Linked DNA regions of Homo sapiens: region 1 is linked to region 2. A link is a loop called in an ENCODE intact Hi-C map of the cell type or tissue named here. Cell type or tissue: dorsolateral prefrontal cortex. All regions are shown on one strand. Each heading gives the region's core, and the rest is flanking DNA. Links, peaks and the distances in the headings are about the cores only. Region 1 overlaps OFD1 (OFD1 centriole and centriolar satellite protein). Region 2 has its middle 82 kb from the start of GPM6B.

Evidence for each region. A loop is a pair of places that touch in the nucleus more often than their neighbours do. Peaks named below come from ENCODE experiments on the same cell type or tissue, not always from the same donor. Only the 100,000 strongest peaks of a DNase experiment are listed, where the experiment ranks them.
Region 1: a loop joins it to region 2, with 3 times the contacts of the local background. A loop is called at or near these places in 4 of 110 quality-filtered maps.

What each region holds. Positions count from the first base shown.
Region 1 is chrX:13,760,381-13,768,769 of GRCh38, forward strand. OFD1 (OFD1 centriole and centriolar satellite protein) reads left to right here. Exons shown (of 23, transcript NM_003611.3): 16 at 1-340; 17 at 705-831; 18 at 1,964-2,064; 19 at 3,365-3,475; 20 at 6,747-6,904; 21 at 7,674-7,844; 22 at 8,338-8,389. Among named protein-coding and RNA genes, the nearest start is that of OFD1, 30 kb to the left of the region's middle. RefSeq lists an enhancer at 370-869. In dorsolateral prefrontal cortex, for the core only: CTCF peaks have their summits at 4,583 (motif pointing right) and 4,786; DNase peaks (open chromatin) are centred at 3,381 and 4,551; H3K4me3 peaks cover 1,040 bases; H3K27ac peaks cover 7,984 bases; H3K27me3 peaks cover 5,842 bases.
Region 2 is chrX:13,890,953-13,906,732 of GRCh38, forward strand. It overlaps a transcript of GPM6B not described here. Among named protein-coding and RNA genes, the nearest start is that of GPM6B, 82 kb to the left of the region's middle. In dorsolateral prefrontal cortex, for the core only: a CTCF peak has its summit at 7,282 (motif pointing right); DNase peaks (open chromatin) are centred at 7,329 and 8,729; H3K27ac peaks cover 8,000 bases; H3K27me3 peaks cover 3,647 bases.

The DNA of each region.
Region 1 (8,389 bases), core at 1-8,000, 130 kb before region 2:
GAGGCCGAACGCTTGGAAAAGGCTTTCAGAAGTTACCATCGGAGAGTCATTAAAAACTCTGCCAAAAGCCCACTAGCAGCAAAGAGCCCACCATCTCTGCACTTGCTGGAAGCCTTCAAAAACATTACTTCCAGTTCCCCGGAAAGACATATTTTTGGAGAGGACAGAGTTGTCTCTGAGCAGCCTCAAGTGGGCACACTTGAAGAAAGGAATGACGTCGTGGAAGCACTGACAGGCAGTGCAGCCTCGAGGCTCCGCGGGGGCACTTCCTCCAGACGCCTCTCTTCCACACCCCTTCCAAAAGCAAAAAGAAGCCTCGAAAGTGAAATGTATCTGGAAGGTAAGCCACCCGCACAAAGGGTTGCGGGGTGCTCTGGAGTTGGGTAGCCACCCTGCCCACGACACAGGGTTGCCGTGAGGGTCAGCGGGCCAGAGTGGCAAGGTCTAGTGTTTGGCACACAGAGCTGTTTAGAGAGTGATAGTTGCCTTGCCTTTGCTGCCTGTTGGTTTCCTGCATTTTATTATTGCCACTGCAATTTAATTTAGGTGCTTGAATCATTAGTTTTCTGGATCTTATGCATCATAATTGGCTATTTGTGAGGATAACAGTTTATTTTCAAACTAGTAGAGCTCTTTAGAAACCACGTTGGTATCTTCTCCGTGCAATTGGTAATATTCTTGCCTTGGTTCTTTCTGCACCTTAGGTCTGGGCAGATCACACATTGCTTCCCCCAGTCCTTGTCCTGACAGAATGCCCCTACCATCACCCACTGAGTCTAGGCACAGCCTCTCCATCCCTCCTGTCTCCAGCCCTCCGGAGCAGAAAGTGGGGTAAGTATAACGTTCTGATTGATTAGCTTCAGCTGAATAATGTTACTTGCTCTGTCAGCCTTCACTTGTTTTACTGGGATTTTTTTTTTTTGAGATAATTATTATAGATCATGTGGCAGTATAGAATTTGCAATCAGATTGCAAAATGATATGTCATCTTTGAGAATCATCTAAATTACCTGGAGGGAAAAAGATTGCTTTTAGCAAATAAGTGGATAATGCTTATTTGCTAAACTTGATATATGGACCATGCAATCTGGTATTAATAAGCATCTTCCTAGTTCTGTGAATAGATTTGGTTTATTAAGATAAAAAACAAATGTACAAAATCTGAAAGCAAACAAATGGAGGTTATTTATAAAGTTGGAACAATTTTACACATCATTAAAAAGTCATTTTTAAAATATTTTGGCATTGAAATATAAACAGATAAGGTTCTGACCTGCATATCATTGAAATAAATTCAAACGTGGTAGCAGGCTCTGGTGTATGATTGTTGAAACAGGAAGGAGTGGATGTTTTTAGAAACTAGTCCACTGGGTCAGCCAGGCTATGATTTGAGTCATGAGCAGACTCCTACCCATACCTGGGCCCCACAGCAGAGGGAACTGACTCCTTAGCTCCAGGCTCGATCTCGGGCATCTGCATGTTAATGTAGTTCTCTGCCACATGGGCCTGTCGTAGTCCTAAAGCTTTTTTTTTTTTTTTTTTTTTTTGTGATAAGCCAAAAGGAAGGATAAGACACACACATATGCTGAGTTAGGGCGCTTTGCTCACTCAAGGTTGTGGTGTTGCATCTTCATCTGGTTCATGCTGATAGTGTGCAGAATTTTTTTTCAGAAATGTTTTATGGTTATTTCCTAGGAATAGCATTCAGAGTACAACATTATTCTTTATTAACAACTGTAGTACCTACTTCACAGCATGAAATAGTTACAAGGAGTAACTGATTAAACAGGTATTAATTGCTGAGAACAATGCCTAGTGGTGGTGGTGAGGTGGAGCTATTTACAAGACAAAGAGAAAGGGAATTTTGTAGAGCCTTTTCTTGAGTCACAAAAGGCTTTTTGTCACCTTGTACTCTTTGGTTTTCCATTATTGAAACTTCACGAGTTTTATCCTTCCAATCTAGTCTTTATCGAAGACAAACTGAACTTCAAGACAAAAGTGAATTTTCAGATGTGGACAAGCTAGCTTTTAAGGATAATGAGGAGTTTGAATCATCTTTTGAATGTAAGTTCAAATATAAATACCAGTTTTTATATGTTGAAAATCTAGAAAGCTTAGTTTTGGTGAAACGTATCCATTGGTTTAAAAAGAAAAGCAGTTACAAATTGGGTCATTATTATTTTGTGATACAACCACAAGTACAGATGTATCACCTCATTTTTCTACCATGATGATTTTCATGTGTGTGTTTACTTTTTAAAAATTTCAGTATGACTAATAATTTCAGAGTTTGAGCTAAGCTTATAAATGAATTATTAACTTATCAGATTTTAAATAAGTGATTTTTATTTATTTTTTCCTTTGATGGAATACAAGAATGTTTATTTTTATTTTTTTGAGATGGAGTCTCTCTCTGTTGCCCAGGCTGGAGTACAGTGGTCCGATCTTGGCTCACTGCAATCTCCCTCCTCCTCCCAGGTCCAAGTGATTCATCTGCCTCAGCCTCCCGAGTAGCTGGGACCAACCACAGGTGCATGCCATCACACCCAGCTAGTTTTTTTGTATTTTTAGTAGAGATGGGGTTTCACCATATTGGCCAGGCTGGTCTTGAGCTCCTGACCTCAAGTGATCCGCCTGCATCGGCCTCCCAAAATGCTGGGATAACAGGCATGAGCCACTGCGCCCGGCCTAAGGATGTTATTTTTTAAATATACTGATTCAGTTGATTGCCTCAGATTTAGAAAACCTCATTTTTAGTAAAAGAATAGAGATAAAAGAATATTAAGAGTCCAGAAACTGGTGTCCTGGCTATGGCCCTGCCTTAGACTGTCTTACTTTGTAGCCACTTTGTAAGTGTAAAATAAGCATGTAGAGCCTATCATCTCTAAGGTTCTTTCCAGCTTGAGAAATCTTTATATTTGCATATAAGCTATTGGTTAGCCTTGTAAACTTCATCTTCAAATCTGAAAGTGTTAATATTTTGAACAGTTAAATGAGAGGGCTTGGTAAATTTTGTAAATATTTGTTAAAGTCTTTGTGTTAAATCATTGATATTTTAATAGAATTCAAATGATGATCAGCAAGCCAATTGAATTCTTCACTGTCACTGGGTTGATTTTCCTGTTGGGTAACGAATCTCATTTTGTAAACAAAGTTAATTCTTTCAACTACGAGAACACTCTGACAAGCAAATACGTTGCCAAGTGGTTATGTTGGGAACTTCATAGAATCCTGTTAGGAAAGGGCGCACCCAGTTACTTTGGCTTCAGTTCCCGTGCTCCAGTCAGTTGCCCCCACACTGCACTGCCCTTCTTTGTCTTGGTGTTATTATTAAGGACTCATGGGACAATTGTGCCTCATGCAGCTGCAGGGAACATGCCAAGGCAGTTGGAAATGGGCGGGCTTTCTCCTGCCGGGGATATGTCTCATGTGGACGCTGCTGCAGCTGCTGTGCCCCTCTCATATCAGCACCCAAGTAAGTTCTTTTTTTGAACTAACAGTCAGCAGGGTCGCATACTAAATACCAGTCCGTGTGCTCTGTGAATTATTTCATGTATCACTGAAGTCATCTTGTAGGTGTAAATTAGTCAAAATCTTGGGTTGGGGGTTATAGGTGTCATTATATTGTTAATGACATTTCTGAAGTAATTCCCATGTGAACATGTAAAGACAGTGCTGAGAAAGGACACGTTGGAAGGAAAGGCTTCTCATTTAGGCTTCCCAGGCCAGTTGCTTAAAAAGTGTTTTCATTTACTCTTCAGTGCCTGGCATAGTAGTTGGACTTTTCCCCAAGACTCTTCTGCAAAAACTGTTCCTTGGGAACCTTAAAGTTTGGGAAATCACAGTGAAAAATTGAAATAATAATTAACTCCCAGCATATATCTTTAATATGATTGTAACATTTAAATATTATTTATTTTTCTATCTACTTGTTTCCTTTGTGTCTTAAGAAATTAGGACAGAAAAACTTCGTATTTCAATCTTTGGAAAAGCTGTGACACCGAGTTAGCGTAGCACTGGAGGAAAACTGGCCATCAGACTTCTCTTCTCTGGCCCACTTCCTCTTTTTCCTCTTCTCCTCCAGATTACCCACTTCCCTCCCTGCGGGTGGAGGGAGACGGGAAGAGAGCCGTGGGAGCTTTGTGCTTTGTTCCAGGGCTCAGCCAACAGCCAGGTCCTTTTCTTCTTGGACCAAGTGTTTAATCCTCAAATCTGAAAGGAATTTTCTCAAGTAAAGCCACCTCTTAGTCCCTCCCAAACGTTGGAAAAACATCATACCCAAAACCCCTGTTAGCAGTTTCTTGGTTTTAGTCATGGTACCCAGGAACATATAAAATAACTGAAAGAGGCAAGAGATTTTGAGAGGGTTGATGTTGCTGATTCCAGAGTAAATCTGCTTTGGAAAGCATTCAGTGAGACATGATCTAGAGCCTTGTCTCTGCTGGGCACTTTGCTCAGCGCTGAGCATATAGCTCAAGCCCTCGCCTTCCTGGATTTCTAGCAGGGGAGGCAGATGGTCAGCAGGCCATCACCCAGGACCGCAGCAGGGAGGGGCTGCAGCAGCTGAGTAGGGGCCGTGGCCACAAGAGGGAGTGTCTACAGGCACTCATTTGGCACAGACCTGAGCGAGGGAATACAAATAATGTGATAGGATAAGGGAAATCAACTGAGTAACTAGGTGTTCTGCTGCTGAGATGGAACATAGATTATAATATTTGCTTTAAAAATTATTAAGCAGCATGGCGAGTGACATTTTAGTTATTGAGAAATTGTTATATTTGTCATTTCATCTCTTCATCTGGGCACAAAGGGAATTCAAAAAGGTTGAAATTTGGTGTCTCGGAGGTGCCCCGTGGACATGCTTCCTTCCTTTCCCCTTGTGTCCAAGAGATTTCTGTATACCACCCTGCAGCTACAAAATATACACCAGAGTAGAGAAGCAGCTCACTCTTCCTCTTTATTTTGTAATTGGTGCTTAAACAACATTCCTATTTTGAGATTACTATTCCATATAAGAAAGCAATCTTGTTTAGGAGTAACTATTTTTTCTTCTCTAGCAAGGAGGAAGTTGCATTTCTGCCTGTGGAAATGATCAGCTGTCTCCTCTGGTATTTTAATTTCATGAGAAGGATTCAGAAGAGATGGGGGAGAGAGAGAAGAAACTGTGTTGCTTCTCTCCTATTAGTAAAACTCAGTTCCTGCTGATCACTTTAGAACAAGGCACAGCAAAAAGGTTCAAAGTCCTCTGCTGAACCTATGAATTTTTCTACTTATTAGCATTGCTTGGGTTGAAAAAAAAAATGTAGGTTATGGGTCAGAGCCAGAAGAGAAAGGTCAGCATAATTGTCTCTGGGATTGGGGTCTAATTAAAACTTTTGAGATATAGGGACCTGTGCCAAGATGCAGAGGGAACAGACAAGTAATTAAAGTATGGACCTTGCCTGGAAGGAATAGAAGTGGAAGAAACAAGTACATGTAGTTTTTGACAGATCAGGTACAAGATATCCTGCAAGTGAGATGCTGGAGTGGTTAGTTGTCACTTCAGGAATAAGGAGGAGGTGGCATTTCAGTTGGGTCTTGAATAGCATTTCAGACTTTGTGAGAGCAAGGGAGTGCTACAGGCTGAGGAGACAGTGAAGGTGAATGTCAAGCAAGGAAGATAGAGCCACGGCCAGGCCCCAGTGAGTGGGTTGGTACAGATGAAATATTTCTCGTACAAAGTTGGTGGTGATGTAGGAAATCAATCTGGGAAGAAAAGGGCAGGTTGTCAGAGCCCAGACTACCATGGCGTAGGACTCTTATCAGAGCGGAGATGCTGCACAGCAGATCCACATCTTCCCCTCAGGAAATGCCTGGTGCAGATGACCACAGGTTGTTGGAAGGCAGAGACTGGCTTCAGGAAGAGCCTTGACTGGGCTGTTTCAGTAGTCCAGGGAGATGGTGAGAAGGGCCCCTGTTGCAGCCACAGGACAGGGAGTGTGAACCTGCAAACACTGGTGGCTGAGTGGATAGAGGGTAGAAAGAGCATGATCGAAGGACCGGGATGATCATGCCTGGGACGAAGCTAGTGCTGTGGGGTTTCCACATGCGGATGGCAAGGAACTATCAGAAATGTGGACGCGAGGCTAGGGAGAGAGACCAGGAGTAGAGGAAAAGATAGGGAAAGGATCCATATACAAGTGATGGCTAAAACCCCAGGAAGGGCTGCCGTCAGTTTGGAGGAAGTGGGGAATGAACAGTGAGATGGCTGGAATGGCGGGGGGAGGGCAGTGGTGTGATTTCTGTTCTGTTTTGTTGGGGTAGGACAGACTTGAGCATCTTTATGGGAGTAAGACTTCTAAAACTACTGTGTACAGAAATAGGGATTAATGGCTCAGTCTGGGTCCTAAAGATAGGGGAGGGATTATAATCAAAGGCAGAGGCAGAAATGCAGGGTTTGCCTTGGAAAGGAGGGAGGAGATCTGTGAAGAGGATGAGAACATGTGACATGGAAGGAGGACAGTTGGAGTTGGTTATGGTGAGGGTGACGTATTTGTCTCAGTCAAGTGAAGTAGGGTACAGTTCAAGGAGTGGGGTCGGGAGCTTGAAGTCGGTGAAAATGAAATAGTGACTTGAAGCAGGTCACAGAGTCAACTAAAAGCCAAGCAGAGTCTCCGTGGGTCTTGGCAAGGGCTCCTGCAGACTGGTCCTGCATTCATTTGAATAATCTGATACTGGAAGCTACTCTTTATTTTCTGTCCTATTAGGTGTAGATCAGAAACAAATTGAAGAACAAAAGGAAGAAGAAAAAATACGGGAACAGCAAGTGAAAGAACGAAGGCAGAGAGAAGAAAGAAGGCAGAGTAACCTACAAGAAGTTTTAGAAAGGGAACGAAGAGAACTAGAAAAACTGTATCAGGAAAGGGTAATAAGTATGACTTGATTCTCTGAACTGGTTGCTCCATTGTACACCTTTCGTAAGTACATTGAGCTCAGGGAGGGGAGTCAATTGGTGTACAAAGTCAGAGGTGCGGCAGATGCCTTAAAAGGCATCCCTGTCCTCTCCTTGTCTTAAAAGCAGTGGGAAAGGCTGCACAGAATGTGAAGCTTAGGAGTTTTGTAGTAAAGGATAGTTTTTGAAGGTAATTTTTGTACATTCTCATCTGATCCTTAAAACAAGCCTGTAAAAAAGGTAGACTGTGCTTTGCTGCAGAACTTTGCTTTGAAAACAGGGTTTAAAGAAGAGACTGTCAGTGCCAGCTAGCTGGGACTAGAACCCAAGGGAGGAGTGGCTGCCAGTTCACAGTTGCTTCCAGGGGCACACACTCCCTCCCTCCTTCCTCTATTTCTCTTCTTGCCTTCTGTGTCCCAATTCTAGTCCTAGCAGATGGATTACTCTGTCCACTTAACACACCTGCTAAGTCTTGCTTGAATTACTCTAACATATGAATGTTCCTTGGACTCTTGGTTAATTCAAGTCCAAAGCACAGGACACTTGCCAATTAATACCTTCCTTCATTGAGATGACATATTTGTCTTCCTTTGATGATAGCAATGACTTCAATTTTAAAAATTAGTCCTCTGGCATACAGGCTGTACTTGAAGGATCGGGATTAATATTAGTGCATTTTTAAAACACTTAAAAGTTTTACAAATGTATTTGTGTATTTTCTGTTTTGGTGCCTGTTTTATAGAAGATGATTGAAGAATCACTGAAGATTAAAATAAAAAAGGAATTAGAAATGGAAAATGAATTAGAAATGAGTAATCAAGAAATAAAAGACAAATCTGCTCACAGTGAAAATCCTTTAGAGAAATACATGAAAATCATCCAGCAGGAGCAAGACCAGGAGTCGGCAGATAAGGTGCCAGTGCCATGGGCAGGGCAATCTGTGGGTGGGGGACATCCAGGGCTTCCGTGGCTTAACTTCTTGGGACGGGAATCCGTCTTCTCCATTGAAGACAAAAAGGTGAAAAGTATAGAAAATCCAAAGTTCAAATGGAACCTTGAGTCTTTTAAATATACTATTCTTTTGACAAAAATTCATAGCTTTTTTGCTTAAGGTAAAAGATTTAAGAGATTTTAATTTGTAAAAGTTGGGGTGGCTCATTAAGAAAGAAAAGATCTATCAAATGCATTAATACTGACATTAATATTTTATGTAAGTCTGAAGTATTATGGGTGTTAAATGCATACCCTATAGTTTATTTTGATGTGCTTGCTAAATTTCATGTTTAAAAGTCACCTCTTTTTTAGACTTTTAAATTACATATATATTTCAAAAATGGTTCTTAAAGTATTTCATGAAATTAATGCATATCTAATTTCAAAATTTTCCACCCTCTCCATGTAATCAGAGCTCAAAAAAGATGGTCCAAGAAGGCTCCCTAGTGGACACGCTGCAATCTA
Region 2 (15,780 bases), core at 2,538-10,537:
AAACTCCCTAGGCTCAGATCACACTCCAGACCAGTTAAACCAGAATCTCTGAGGGTGGGGCTCTGGCATCAGTAGTTTTTAAAGCTCCCCAGGTGATCCCAACGTGCAGCCAAGGTTGAGAGCCACTGAACTAGTGTTTAGATTGATGCAAAAGTAATTTCAGTTTTTGCCATTACTTTCAAAAAAAAGGGCAAAAACCACAATTATTTTTGCACCAACCTAATACTTGCTATTCAAATGTGGTGGTCCATGGCCCAGTAGTCTCAGCATTACCCGGAAGGTCATTAGAAATCTGGCCCCACCCCAGACCCAACAAATCAGAATCTGCATATTAACCAGACCCCCAGGTGATTCAAATACATTTTAAAGGTTGAGAACTGCTGCTCTGGAATTCATAAAAAATAGTGCTTTCGGAGTCATGCTAATCTTTTCTTCCAGCTTTACAAAGCAAGTCAGATAGAAACCAAAAAAAAACCAAACAACAACAACAACAACAACAAACCCTGCAAATGGTAATTTTGAAAGAGCTGCTTCTCAATTTTCTTCCTCTCAGCCCAGGAGGCCACACTTTTGGGGGCGGAAACACAGAGGGAGAAATGTGGCATGTTCGCCATTGTGGACATTTGTCTGAGCTTGCAGTCCCCAAAAGGGGAACCGACGCACTGCTATGTGTCCGTGGGTGTTTAATATTTGGTGGCAGGCTCACCCACCCAAATGTGAGAACAAAGTGTGTTTCCTCAGCATTGGGGGAAATTGATCCCCTAATCAGTTCATATGATTTAAGTCTGCTTGTCTCTAGGTTTTGCAAAGCAGTGAGGCTGGAGGAAGGCAAGGAGGGGAAGATTAGAACAGTAAGGGGTGAAGCAAGGGGTTACAGAGAGCACGGATGCACTGCTGTACTCAGGGCAGGGAAAAAACAGAAGAAAAGTATGCCAGTCACTGCATAATGAATTCTCCACTGGCTGCCAAATAGGAGTCACAGAACAATGAACAATCTGAGCAGCTTCTGTTCCCACAATGCAGCCTTGTGAAAGTCCACAGGCAGAAAATTCTGCCTACCATGCACTGGGCATGTTTCTTGCTGGGCTCGGCTCTAGACCTGGACAGCAAATTGTGTACCTAAGAAGCATTTCATTTCAGGGCCAGAAAAATGAACATTTGAACCTCCTGTCCAGCATAGCTCTTGGTGCTATGACAGAATTTCTTTTTCTGGAAATCCCTTTCTCAAGGAAAAGCGAGCGTTCAAAACAATAGCGGTTGTCCACGTAGCTGAATATTGACATAGTAAAATGGTATCAAGAATCTCCTAGGCACAGCTGGAGGATAATCATGTTGCCTTTGAGTGTTCAGTCATTATTTGTCTACTAACTTGACAAATCATGTCAGTATTCTCCATAAATATGCTCTCACATGGACTAACATAGATCATAATATTTGCGGGTTTTGCCATTACTTTTAATGGTAAAAGCCACAATTACTTTTGCACCAACCTAATACAACACACACAATCAATTTCTGTCCATGCTTATATACCAAGTGGCCTACCAAAACTGTCTCCAAACTGACATTTTGAGAAGTCCAAGAATACTCACTTCTTCAGACAAAATCTGTTTTTTGTTTTGTTTTAATAGATGGGGTCTCACTGTCACCCAGGCTGGATTCAAACTCCTGGGCTCAAGTGATTCTCCTGTCTTGGCCTCCCAAAGTAGCTGGGACTACAGGCACATGCCACTGCTACTGGCAAAATCTGGGGTCTTAATACTGTTTACCCAGTAAATACAGGGTGAATTATCATTTTAGTCCCTCCTCTGAAAAGCTCTTTGCAAATAACAAAATCTTTACCTGTAATCTCAGCACTTTGGGAGGCCGAGGCAGGAGTACTGAGGTCAGGAATTCAAGACCAGCCTGGGCAAGATCCCATGTCTCTACAAAAATAAAATACCTTCACCGGGTATGGTGGTGCATACCTGCAGTCCCAGCTACTTGGGATTGCTTGAGCCCAGAAGTTGAAGGTTACAGTGAGCTATGATTGCACCATTGTACCCCATCCTGGGTGACTTGAGCAAGACCATGACTCAAAAACAAATACATAATAAACATTTAAAAACCATTGTTAGCTTGTGAGCTGTTCAAAAACAGCGGGCCAGATTTGGTCCATGGGTCATGCTTTGCCAAACTCTGATCTAGACGGCCATTTTATGATCAGATTTCATCCCTAAATTACATACCTGAATTGGCAGTTGTGTTTATCATAACTTAATATCAAGTCAAAGATTTTCAGTACAAATGTAGCATTTCTTAAACATGGTCTCAGGGATCTCCAAGATCTCACATCTAAGAACTCCATCTTAAAAGCATATAATTAATTATCTTAGTTTCTCAAATGACTAGATTTTCCTCCTAGGTTAAATTAAATTACCTACAAGCACGAGACGGTGTGGTGGTCACACTGAATCTACAAAAAAAAAAAAACATGCTTCCTGTCAAATATTGGCTTCCGCCTTCTCTCTGACCAACACATTAATGGAGTTGATGACAATTTATATCATGTACAAGCTTAAATTTCATTTCTTTTCCCTGCTCTGTATCTGAGGGCCAATCTTAATGAAAACCAATGGTCAAATTTGACTGAATGGCCAAAGCAGCAGCCAAAACGAAGAAAGACATCAGGGACCACAAAATGCTGTGTGTGTCCTGAGTTACTGAGTTACTGGATAGCCCATGGTTTTTAATACCCCACAAATAAGGGCTCATACACCAAAAGTCACCTACTAGCTCGTATCTTTACTTTCACTCATAAACTAGAGTTCCCCAAGTCACTGAAGGGAAGCCTTCCACAGATCTGGTTTATTTTCTTCACTAAAAGTAATTGAGCCTGGTGCATGTATGCCTTTGCCATTAGGGTACTATGCAAGAGAAGAGAATTTGCCTTCTGTGCAGAGATGTTGTAAACGGATGGAGGTCTCCCTCCTCTTCTCCCAAGGGGTCTTAAACATGCCTGGAGGTTTAGAGTAACAGGCTGAAACTCTGCAGGGCATTCCTTCTCTCCACATCCTCAGAGACCTCATGGGGAGAACTTGCTGGCGCCAGGCCTGGATCCTCCCTGGGATAAGCAAAGCTGATTCCAAGACGGAAACTCACTGTCACTTGGGAAAAGGTTGTCTCTCTAGGACATCTCAGGGAACAACACTCACCGTTTCCACATACGTAAGGAAGACAGGGAAGCAAAGCCCAGACACACTGATCCCCTCCAGGTGACCCCAAAACATTTCAGTCCACTAAGCCTTTAAATGAGCCCACAGATCAAACGGATGTGCATCACAGCCACTGTATGAATGACACAGAACCCCTCCTCTTCAAACTAGAACCTCTTAGATCGAAGACTTGAAAAAAACTATGCAGTATTATTGTGGTAAATCTGGACATAATACTGTGAAATCTAGCTCATCAGACAAGCTAGACAATAGAAGTTTATCAAGCAACCTTCACCACATTTGATCTCTCTTATGTGAATTTGTATAAGGCAGGTTTTTTCAGCCATGGATCTTAGGTACATTTCATTTACTATAGGGTTAGAAACGAATATTCCTATTTAGCATATTTGTCCTCTTAAAATAGTTGAGTCACAGGCTGAGGTATTTTATTGTACCTTGTTACAAATTAAATCATAGCCTCACACACTCATTTGCTACCGATTATTTACAAGTGAAACAAAAATTCATAAAACCACATAAGAAAGAATACAGGAGATCAAACAGTTGGTTAAAAATAACGTTGGGTTCTTTTCTAAATAGCAATTTGCTATGGAACCACTTTACATGTTATATCTTGCATCTGCAACAAAAGGGTCTGCTGTTTTTAACTCATTTTAAGGATGAAACATAAATCTGCTAAAATGTGGAGGTTTATATAAGCAGAGAACCAAAGCAGGCCTCCCATACACTCCCCCTATCTCTTATCCTCTCTGACAACTGTTCAGCCCTAGGAGATATAAATGACAATAATAAGTAAGTCGCAGTCACTGTTCTCCCTGAAACATTACGACATCATTTTGGTGAGTAAAAAAGCTCTTCATTCCTTGCCAAGTGAATATTTTCTTTTGAGGGTTTTTCTCATAATGGGAGAGATCTGAATTTGAGAGTGTCTACTGGGGCATCTCAGCTGATGCTCTGCTTTCTTTGTAGCTTCTAAATATATCCACATAATCACAACAGCCCAGGGGGACCATAAGCTCCTTAGCATCTTTCTGCTATGATCCTATCCCTCAGTAAGGCATTGACAATGGCTACAGTAAAACCCGTAAATCTAATTTTTGCAGAACATAATAACGACCTGGTACTTTTTTTTTTCATTTTTAGTTGTTTTAAGATTTCTAAGCTTGTGTTGAAACATGCTGCTTCATTTCCCTAGAGGAGAATAATTCCTTTAGCAAAATTCTTAGGTCAAGCCCGTGTGTATTTTGGAATAGACCAAAAGCTGGGGGTGGGGGGTGAAAAAATCCACAAAGAACAACATATTCTGGGGAAAGAATTATATAGCCAGTTATTAATAAACCTTTCTGGAAAGTGACTAGTGTAAAACAGAATTTTCCTGACTGTATACTAAGGACTGCTAGTTCCATGAGATTTTTATAGGTATTCAACAGTAAAGTATGTTTGAAAAGTGACTCAATTTGTATCTCTATCATAGGAAACAATAATGAATGTTAGAACATCAGCTGTAAAAAATCATTTTAATAAATCTTGATGTTTTAGACACTTCTATGACCTCAAAATCCTCATTTCTTTCCAATAAATACCTGTCCATATCTTGAGATCTAGGTGTCTGGTTCTTGGGGCAGAAACAGTAGGATACAATTAGCATTTTTGAAAATCTTAAAATTAGGGCTTTAGAAAAATCTTAAATATGGGACTGGGCATGGTGGCTCACTCCTGTAATGCCAACATTTTGCGAGGCCCAGATGGGAGGACCACTTGAGCCCAGGAGTTCAAAACCAGCCTGGGCAACATAGTGAGACACTGTTGCTAGAAAAACTTTTTTTTTTTTTTTTTAATTAACCGTGTGTGGTGGCATACACTTGTAGTCCCAGCTATTTGGGAGGCTGAGGCAGGAGGATCTCTTGAGCCCAGGAGGTCGAGGCTGCAGTGAGCTATGATCATGACACTGCACTCCATCCTGGGTGAGTGTAGTGTCATAATCATAGCTCACTGCAGCCTTTTTTTCTCCTTAAAAATAAAAGAAAAAAATCTTAAGTATGGTGCTTATGAACAAAAAAGTAAATAATATACAGCTAGAAGACAGGTAGTCCATCATTTTAAGAATTAAGAGAAATGAGACCTCCATATGGCTAGAAAAATAACAGAAAGAACTACCATGACTCCTATGAAAGGTGTCACCCCAAGTTGAAGGGTTACTGGTGTGAAATCATATCCTGCACAGAGACGAAAAACAGAGCCAGCTGTTCAGAAAACACATTATGCCTAGATATTAACCCTCATGCTTATAAAAGCTACTTTTTAATGCAAGAATTAAAATGTTCCTAAGTAATATTAGACAGAACAACATGAAATTGCTAGTTTTGTAGGTAAAACATGGCCCCATATTGACAATTTCTCTCTTTTTTTTCAAATTGAGACAGAGTCTTGCTCTGTCGCCCAGGCTGGAGTGCACAGTGGTGTGATCTCGGCTCACTGCATCCTCTGCCTCCCAGGTTCAAGTGATTTTCCTGCCTCAGCCTCCCAAGTAGCTGAGACTACAGGTGTGTGCCACCACACCCAGCTAATTTTTGTATTTTTAGTAGAGACGGGGTTTCACCATGCTAGCCAGGCTGGTCTCGAACTCCTGACCTCAGGTGATCCACCTGCCTCGGCCTCCCAAAGTGCTGGGATTACAGGCATGAGCCACCGCACTCTGCCATATTGACAATTTCCTATGTTTGCTCTAACACAGGAATTACATAGAGATAGAAGACAGGGTAATCTAGAGTTTTAAAAATTAAATAAGAGAAATTGTGATGGTTCAGTTCATTAACTTGATTTTACCCATGGAAACACAAATAAAGAACATTTATTCCAGATGACTGAGTCAACTGCTCAGCAGACATGTTTTCATTTGTAGAAAAAGTCTGTGTTTGCTTGTGTTAAGTATATACAATACACAGACTCAACACAATTGGGCTCAGTCTGTAAAGTCCCACTGGCCTTGAGATTTGTTAGAGTTGTGTACTTTAGATACTTTTCTTCTTCAGAGTCAACACATTTTTAAACCACCTTAATTGACCCAACACACTTTTTCTCCCTTCTGTGAATGGATCAGTATTATCCAGGTGACATTTACTTACTGTCATAATATCTTCCAAGACAGACTGTGGTTAAACTCACAAATACCTCCCAGGAGCAAATTGCATCTTAATAAATTTCATTTAACCTGAGAGTAAAATTATACTTGACAGAAAAAAAGCTCTCAAACAACCCTTCTTCAGATGAGCTACTTTTATCTCTTGCTACTGTTTTAAATTATTCATATACAAACTGACTATATTAACACATTAAATAATCCAGATGCTGCCACATGTACATCCCATGAAACAGGAATGGTTTGTTAATAAGCATACCTAGATCTACGCATCAATCTATCTGTTACTCTCTGGAGGGGAAAATCCTCCACAGTGAATTCTTGATTATTTCTGTTGTTTGAAAGAATCTTCAATCTGTGGATAATATTGCACTACTTCCCTACCCAGCTGCAAGTCATATTCAGAAGGCCAAAGGAATGTCCCAAGTTTGTTCCAAAAATGTCCAGATGGGCTCGCTCGAACACCACTCCAATAAACAGTGCCAGCCAGGCGTACACAGCCTGGTCAGCCCACCCAATTCCTGCCCAATAAGGGACAGGCATTCCCATCCTTCAACCAGCAGGGTCTCCTTTGCTACATGTAAATCTCCTCTGACAGCTCATGACTCCAAAAGTGTTTTCCTTTTAATCTGCTTAACTGCATTTCTTTATATTACAATTAACTTACTTCCCCATATCAGTTAGAGTAATCTATTAATGTCAACTGCAGAGCTTGACCACTACAAACTATTTGGGGCTATCACATTGAATTGAATATCACTCTTGCCAAGGAGAGAGGGTATCTGTATTTGTCCATGCTGCTTTACTGGGAGTAAGTGTGTGATTTCCTTTAGGCAAGGGTTTCCAACCTCAGCACAATGGATATTCTGGGCCAGATAATTCTTTCTGATGGGGGCTGTCCTGTGAATTGTAGACTATTTAGCAGCATCCCTGGCCTCCACCCACTAGATGTCAGTAGCATCCTCTAGTTATAACGACCAAAAATGTCTGCAAGACATTGCCAAATGGCCCCTGGGGAACAAATCGCTTCTGAGTGAGAACCACTGCTTTCGGCTTTCTGAAATTCTTAAAATAGTTTGAGAGCTAGTTTTAATTGCCTCTGTGTATTCTTAGGCTACTGCTGCTCAAAGTATGGTTCTGGGACCAAGCAGTGGCTGTATTACCTGGGAGTTTGTCAGAAATGCAGAATCCCAGGCCTACTTGAATGAGAATCTGCAATTTAACAAGATTCATGGGTGATGCCAATGCACATTAAAGTGTGAGCAGCACTAATCACCTTGGTTGGAATCTATAATTTAGTATCTTAGAAAGATGATGATTTGGAGCGAAAGGTGCCAACTAGGGCTGACAAGCCAGAATCATGTGTCATTCAACCATTGATTTCTTTCCATTTATGTTTGGTTTGATGTGTGCTCTTTATTTCTTTATATAGAGAAACTGGAAGAAGGGAAATCATGTGCTACCTCTGAGGCCTCGCTTTCTCACAGAGCTTAGCTCTATGTGAGTCACCTGGCTGTGTCATCCTGTCGGGCTCATCATAAGATACTAGGAATCACAGCCCAGACAAGGGGGCTTGTCTTCACAAACTCAGGTATATGCTTCTAAGGTAGCATGATACTAATTTTAAAAGCGGATCTACATATTAAAAATAACTGAAGATACAGAACATGCCTTTTCAACACAGGCAAGATCACCCCAATAGGATGAAAATGACTTCTTGAGGGGCAAAAACAACTTTACTCTTTAATGCATATAAAGCACAAATATACACACAGCACATAGACAGATATGCAGTGTATCTGGGGTGTTAAGACTGCATAGGGGCTGGGCATGGTGGCTCATGCCTGTAATCCCAGCTCTTTGGGAGGCTGAGGTGGGCAGATCACTTGAGCTCAGGAGTTCAAGACCAGCCTGACCAACATGGTGAAACCCCATCTCTACTAAAAATACAAAAATTAGCCATGCGTGGTGGTGGGCGCCTGTAATCCCAGCTACTCAGGAGGCTGAGACAGGAGAATCACTTGAACCCAAGAGGTAGAGGTTGCAGTGAGCCGAGATGGTGCCACTCCAGCCTGGATGACAGAGCGAGACTCTGTCTCAAAAAAAAAAAAAAAAAAAAAAAAAAGATTGCATAGGGAGGCAATTAGGAAAAAAAATGCTTAAAAAGTCTCCCAGGTTGTGGGGTGATAAAAAATTAAAAGGTTGAAAAAAATGGATACAAAAATGTAGCCTGGGTAAATGGATGGATTGTCAGCAGCAACCCACAGGAACCCACTAGTAGTCTATTTGTGTCAGAAGACAGAAACACGCAAGTATGGAATGGGAAAGACGATGAACAACAAGGACCAAGAACAGTCTGGAGCCCATGTTGCTGTGATCATACCTCCAGATGGGCTGCTCCTCAGTGGTGACTCGCAGCCCAGTCACTTAGGAGCTGTACGGACATTGAGCAACTTTCACTCTCTCCATGCCAAAATTCCCTACCACCCGAACAGGTTGACATGAGAATGAAATGCAGTCATTATTGGAAGGCATCCAACAGGACCTGGCATAAAGCTAGTTTTCATGAAATGTTAGCTCTTTTCCCATTAATCATCCTCTCCAGTTGTAAGATTTTAAAATGTCATTAATTTTGTTCCTTGAGCAAATCTACGCCTTCTTGTGTGGATTCTGAATAAATCATAAGTAGAACTTCATTATATGATAAAGTATTTGTAAATAGATGAGACTGTCTTATCCTGAAAATAACTCATTTAATAGAGTGAAGTTAGATGGAAGGTTTAGTCCAAAAGCTTCACACAGTCACTTGTTCGGTAATGCCTCATAGGTGGTCCTAAAAATCATCACTCTTTGCAAAATGCACAATAAAAAACACAGGGCTTATGGGAAAAATGGGGTTAGGAAAGCAACACTCAAAAATTTAATCAGTGACATTTACAAAAAGATTGCAACCTAATAAAAATAGTAGCACCATTTTACACACATTAAATAGTTAAGAAATACATAAACACAACAATAAATGTGTCACTTCGCCTAGAAAAAGGCCTGAAGTTGGCTGTGGGGTGGGTGTCGGAAGGGCTGCGGTTGGTGAGTTACTGGGAAGGGCTGGAGGGAGGGTTACCCGAAATTGGAGGGACAGTCATAACACCAGGTATGGACAGGTGTGGCTCTTAACACGCGGGGTAAACTGAGGTAGCTGTAGACATATGAGGTTGTGCCACGTGCGTGTTTTGTGTATTCTGACGTCATGTAGTTCAGGTGGGCGCAGTTTTCTGCATTCACCTAATGTTTCAGCAAGAAAAAATGGTATTAAGCAAATCCAAGATTCTGATTATGCACACATTGTTCATGGTTTCAAAGCAAGCATTACAGGAGAACTATCTGCCTGCTATATTCCAAAGCTGCTTAACTTTTAAATCTTGGATAGTCTCTAAAAAAAGCGGGATCTATTTTCTAAAGGATGTTTTAATTCAGAATCAGACCCATCAACTATAGTCTCAAGCCTGCAAACGGAACTCTCTAGCCCATTTTTCTCTGACAAGGCTTCCAACTAATAACATTTCACATCATTCCTGAGTTTCCATAGAGTTCAAGTATTTACAAAAGTCACACAACATGGTGAACGCAGGAGGAAGCTGCAGAGATGGTTCTAGACTTACAGAGAGGAGGCTATATGCAAACCCCTGTATGACTTGCAATGTCCCTTTGCCTCTCTGAGCCTCATTTATAAGATTGTTTTGAGGATCAGATAGCATATCTTGAAATTATCTGGGCCAATATTTGAAAAATATTAGTTGAATGTAAATCTGAACATAGACTGACTCACAATCATGAAGAAAGCATAATCCTTCTCTTTCTAAGAGGTAAGGAGCACTGAATTGGAAACATCCACTACTGCCTCGGCATAAATGGTCAAGTGGTCACTGAGGCAGCTAAAAAAATGCAGAGAAAATAGAAAATAAGCATCCCAAACACTAAGCTAGTTACAGACACAGGAAGATGTGAGGGAAAGCAGCCGCTTCTCCTAATTCAGAGAGAATTTCATTTTCTCCCTCAAGGTTTCATCTGCTCTCATCTCCCTGGTTTCTTGTGTTACCATCTGGAATGCCCCACTTCCTTGTTTTTTTTTTTAAAAAAAAAGGACTCAAACTTCCAAGTCTATAAAAATTATTCTTGCTCAATCCATTCCTTCTGTCGTGGTGTTTGAAGGAGCTTCAGAGTCATCTGACTTGGTTTCACTCTCCCCCTAAACCTGCCAGGGATGAGGACCAGTTGTTCCTAAAGTCCAGCCAGCCAGACAAGGTCACACGGCAAAATCCAAAAATATGTGCTTCCTTGTACTGGGGACTCTGGGTTCAAGTCTGCTACTGGAGTAGAGAACACACACTTGTACCTGAAGGATGCAGATCATAAGAACCTGGCTGTGAACTTGGTGAAACTGAGCATAGGGCCCCTTCAGTAAATTCTCCTATTGATCCCTACTCAACCTAGGACTACAAGTTGGACCTCCAGGGAGCTTTCCCAACCAAGAAAGAGATGCTTTGAAATCCTAAGTCTACCTGCTGATTTTATTTGTCATTACAATTAAATGACCTCTAATGTTGTTTTATTTTAAAAAAAGAATTGCTAAGTGTCACATAGAAGCAAAAAGTGACAACACAAAGTTACACTAAAACTATACACTTGTATAGTTCAAGTTTTGGCATTTGTTGGTCTAAATTCATAATTCCTATATGATCATTAAGTTTGTAGCAGAAGCAGAATATTAGTTGACTATGGAACAGGAGTATAAGTGTGTGGTTTTCCTGGCAGACTCAGTCTACCATCTCTGAGTTTGAATCTTCTTTAACAAAAATCCTTTGCTACAGAAATACAAATAAGATCCCATTTAGTAAGGTCTTTACTCCTTTGTGACAATGGGTACCTTCAAAAGCAACTGGGAAACACTCCATGCCTTAAATACACGAATGTTTACCCTCGCTCAATTTGTCAATAAAGGCAATTCCATAAATGTGGACTGGATTTTTTTTTTTTAGCATTTACGTTGATTATTTCATTTGACCGTTTCAGCCCTCTAAGCTAGACATAGCATGTTTCCCCCATTGCATTAATGAAAATGGCTTGCTCATAAAATGCTTTCTCAACATCGCCTCATTTATTCTTCAGGGAGGGTATTACTCTATTGCCAACGAAGTCACTTAAGCACACAGAGTTTAAGTGGTTTGATCTCATGATCTCATGAGACCCAGGTCTCTGCTCCTCAGTCCAGCACTCTTCTATTCTGCCACAACAGCTACCACCTGAAGGAGCTGCCCAAGAGCCAGCTGAAAATCCCTAAGGAAACCAGGAGAAGAACCACAGGCTTCTGTCTCCTACCCGGTCAGGGCTCATGACCCACACTCACAACCAAACTTCAATTCAATCACAGAGAAGCCCATCTCTCTTTATTCCCACCACCTTGGCAATTCCAATGACAGTTACTGGTGCCCACCAAAGCACATGACCTGCAGCACCACAGACAACAACAGGAGGCCCACCTGACCCAGTCTCATAAAGAAGTTACTAAAGATCAGTCTCCCTCAAGAGGGCGGGAGACTCAACGAAAGAGGACCCAGTTGGATATTAATGGGTCTATCCATAGTTTGATTCCACCAGATGGTCCTAGAACTATCTAGGAATCTCTGGGGCTGGACCCTGGGTCCTAGAAATGACCACAACCTAACATGGGTGTCAGAATCAGAGCTTCACTCGAGGAGGACCTCATTAAGGGCTAGCTGACTTAGACAGACTCACTCCCATACTTTGTTAAGGGGTCTTCTCCTGGTCCACCACAGCCCACTGTGATTCTGCAAGGTGAGAGCACCTTGACACCAGGCTTAGACATCTCCTTCCATCTGTCTCCCACGCAGGGTCTCAAGGCATCTTTGGGTTCACAGGACCACCTCAAAATCTCGATTTATACCAGGCTAACCCCCAGCGCCCAACCATCAACCAGCCCAGGCAAATACTACCTCACAGGTACTGAGCATTTGCCATGCACCAGGCACCACTCCAGGCACTTTTCTTAGAGTCAGTATATTATTTACTCTTGATGTCATCCTGAAAGGTAAGTATAATCCCCAATTTACCAATGAGGAAATTGAAGCTCAGGGAGAATAAGTATAGGCACTTGCCCAAAGCACATAGTTAGCAGAATAAACACATCAGCATTCTGCCCCTAAGCTCACGTTCATTATCATTTTACCACGCAGACTCTTGGATCTTCTCCAATGCAGGGCCAGTCTCCAGGCATGGTCAGGACAGCATAAGTTCGTCATCATGAACACCGTCATCCAACACCAATGCGTTACTCAGCGCAAGAGAAGTGGTTCCTTCCAACAAGGAATCACAGATCCATTGGATTCCAGAACTGACTCTCACTAGGGCTGAAACATAAACTAAACAAATAGAACACCCCATGAGACGGGCCGGGGGTGAATGCCTGTGTCTGGCAGCCAGGGTGGTGGAGCCAGAGGAACAAAGGACTAGGTGGACTCATGCAGGGCTTTGAAGGCTGGGTGGAATATGATATGGGAAAATGGGGTGGGGGCATCTCCGTAGAGCTAGAGATGACTGCCCCTCAGTGGCTGGGAGGAGAGGGATAGGATCATTTGAGGAAGGGGAGGTTCTCCCCATTATGAAGACACCAGTTAGACAGGGCTTCTTAGACTCCCTGGGCAGTCAGCTGAACCCTCCAGATCTCCTTTACAGAACAATGTTCTTAAATGCACGAAAAAATATACATAGCATTAGAAAGAAAACTAAATTGAAATACATCAAAATAAAAAACAAGTTTGAAATACATAATATATAATAAATATATGTAATCATTTAATTTTATATAAATGTAGAATACATATGTTCTGTTAATGCTAGTGGAGGTATAACATACACTTCCAAAGTAGTGATGAGTTTAATGATATTTTGAGATACCTGCAATAACTGTAATGGGATATGAAATTACCTTTGATTTCTATTAATGACCAAAGTCACAAGTATTGCTAAGTCACTGGTTTGCTGCCTGTATTCGTAAGAGAACAAACGCTGTTTCAGTTAGAGGTTAGTGACAATACAGATAGATTTTTTTTCCTATCCCAATCCCTCCTGAGTTCTATCCCCCACAGTCCTGTTGGAGGCATGTGGACTCACTTGTTTGGGAGCCCTCTCTCCAGATCAGGGGTTAGCAAACTATAGCACAAATCAAATTATATCGACACAGAGCCCCACACCCATTCACTTCCGTATCATCTAGTGCTGCTTTTGTACTACGACAACACCGTTTACTTGCAACAGATATTCACTATCTGGCTCTTTGCAGACACAGTTTGCAGACCCCTACGTTAGACAAACTAGGTGTGCTAGGAATTAAACCTCTGGGACCAGCTGGGGCTCAGGCCTGACACTCTCGGGGTATGTGTCCTGAAGAGTCCAAGCAGATCCTTAAGGTTTGACCAGGCAAGCAGTTTACACCACAACCATCCTCTAGGTGTCCTGAACTCTCTAAAACTTAAGGCTATACAATAAATTTATTTCTGGGATCAAGATAGAGTGAGGCTCAGAGCAGGCTTCCTCCAGTTCAGGCCCACATCTGCCTTCAAGAAAAATCACGCCAGATGTGGTGGCTCGCACCTATAATCTCAGTACTTTGAGAGGCCAAGGCAGGAGGATTGCTTGAGCCCAGGAGTTTGAGACCAGCCTGGGCAACATGGCGAGACCTCATCTCTACAATTAAAAAATTAGCCAGGCATGGTGGTGCACGCCTGTAGTCCCAGCTACTCGAGAGACTAAGGTAAGAGGATCGTTTGAGCCCAGGAGGTCAAGACTGCCGTGAGCTGTGATCATGCTACTGCACTTCAGACTGGGCAGCAGAGTGAGGCCCTGTCTCAAAAAAAAAAAAAAAAGAAAAGAAAAGAAAAGAAAAATTCAATTATTTGATGCTCAAAAAATCCAATTATTTGATGTTCAAAGATGTGCTATGGCCTCCAGCATACCAAATCATTCCATACTCAAATGTGGCTCTATGAAGAATTTTAGTTCTTCACACAGTTTCTTAAACTCAGTGGCTGACGTGGAATATTTCCTAAATACTATGATAAAATTACCTTTCAGAGTGAGCTACCTTGTAAAATGCCAAACTCGCCCGTGGTGCTAAGAAACGCAATGATGTAAATATTGCACATACGTAGGCCATCTGTACAACATGAAGATGACCGCCTCCAAGAAGGAGTTTTCTAGTACAACATGAAGATGACCGCCTCCAAGAAGGAGTTTTCTAGTCCAGCCAACCATTCTGCCTCTTCCATGTTGCCTGGGTAATTCTGATTTTTTAGACCAGCAATATGTGTAATTAGCTATCATAAGAGCTTCCCACAAGATAGATCAAGGTTCTACTGCTGCCTGCCTTCCCAGTTTCCTAGCCTTGTACCACATGTACTTGTTATTCTACTGCCATAAGCTTAAAAACCCCTATTTGATCTTGGATGTGAGAAGATTTGGTCTGAGCCAGTTATATCCTCCATTCGTGACACAATGGGATTAAAAAAAAAAACCCTCTGAATCCATCTTGATGCTGAATATTAAACAATAGTTCAGAATTGTAAAAAGAGGCAAGGGCTGTGTTAATTCAAGAGTCACTGGTCTCCTAAATCAATTTCATTTATACATTAATCCACCAGCTTCATAGACTTCATTTCATTTCTCCCCAAATAAAGAACATCTCGAAACCTTCAAAAACTTTAGAGAGATCAAATGTAAAGTGAAGGCTTCTTCTTTTGAGAATCTGAACAGCTGTTGTGGCCGAATTGTTTTTCTTCACCCCCTTTCACTGGGTTTTCTCTCCAGCAGCTGCTTTTGTTTTTTGTTCATGCACCTCCTCCCACTTCCCCTCCCCTAACCAGTTACAAAGTTGGGGGCTAGGGAGCATGCTGAAATACAAAGCACTGCTTGTTACAAATTTGAGTAAGTCTGGGCTAATAGCCAAATTTAATTCTAAAGACCCATTTTGGAGGCTCAGCACTAAAATGGAATCCAGTATAGGTCTGGCTGTTTCTAGGACACCATGTCCCTATTGGGGGAAGGGGGTGGGGAGGATAGCTGAATTTGACTCTACTGGTCACTAAGTATTGGAGATTTGATACATTTTTTCTTTAACGGCTACCCATAGAGCTAGGCTGTTAAAAGATTATCAGTTTGAAATAATTGTGATTAGATGAAATTTTAAACTCAATGGATGTACTCTATATCACTCATGTTGTAACTCATATCTTTCAAACCACAACCTAACTAGACCTTACCTTTCTAGACATAGAGCAAATATAGGATTTTTATGGGTTTTAAAAGAAATGTCTAGCCTATATGATCTTCATATTTTAGGCTCAAATTCATTAG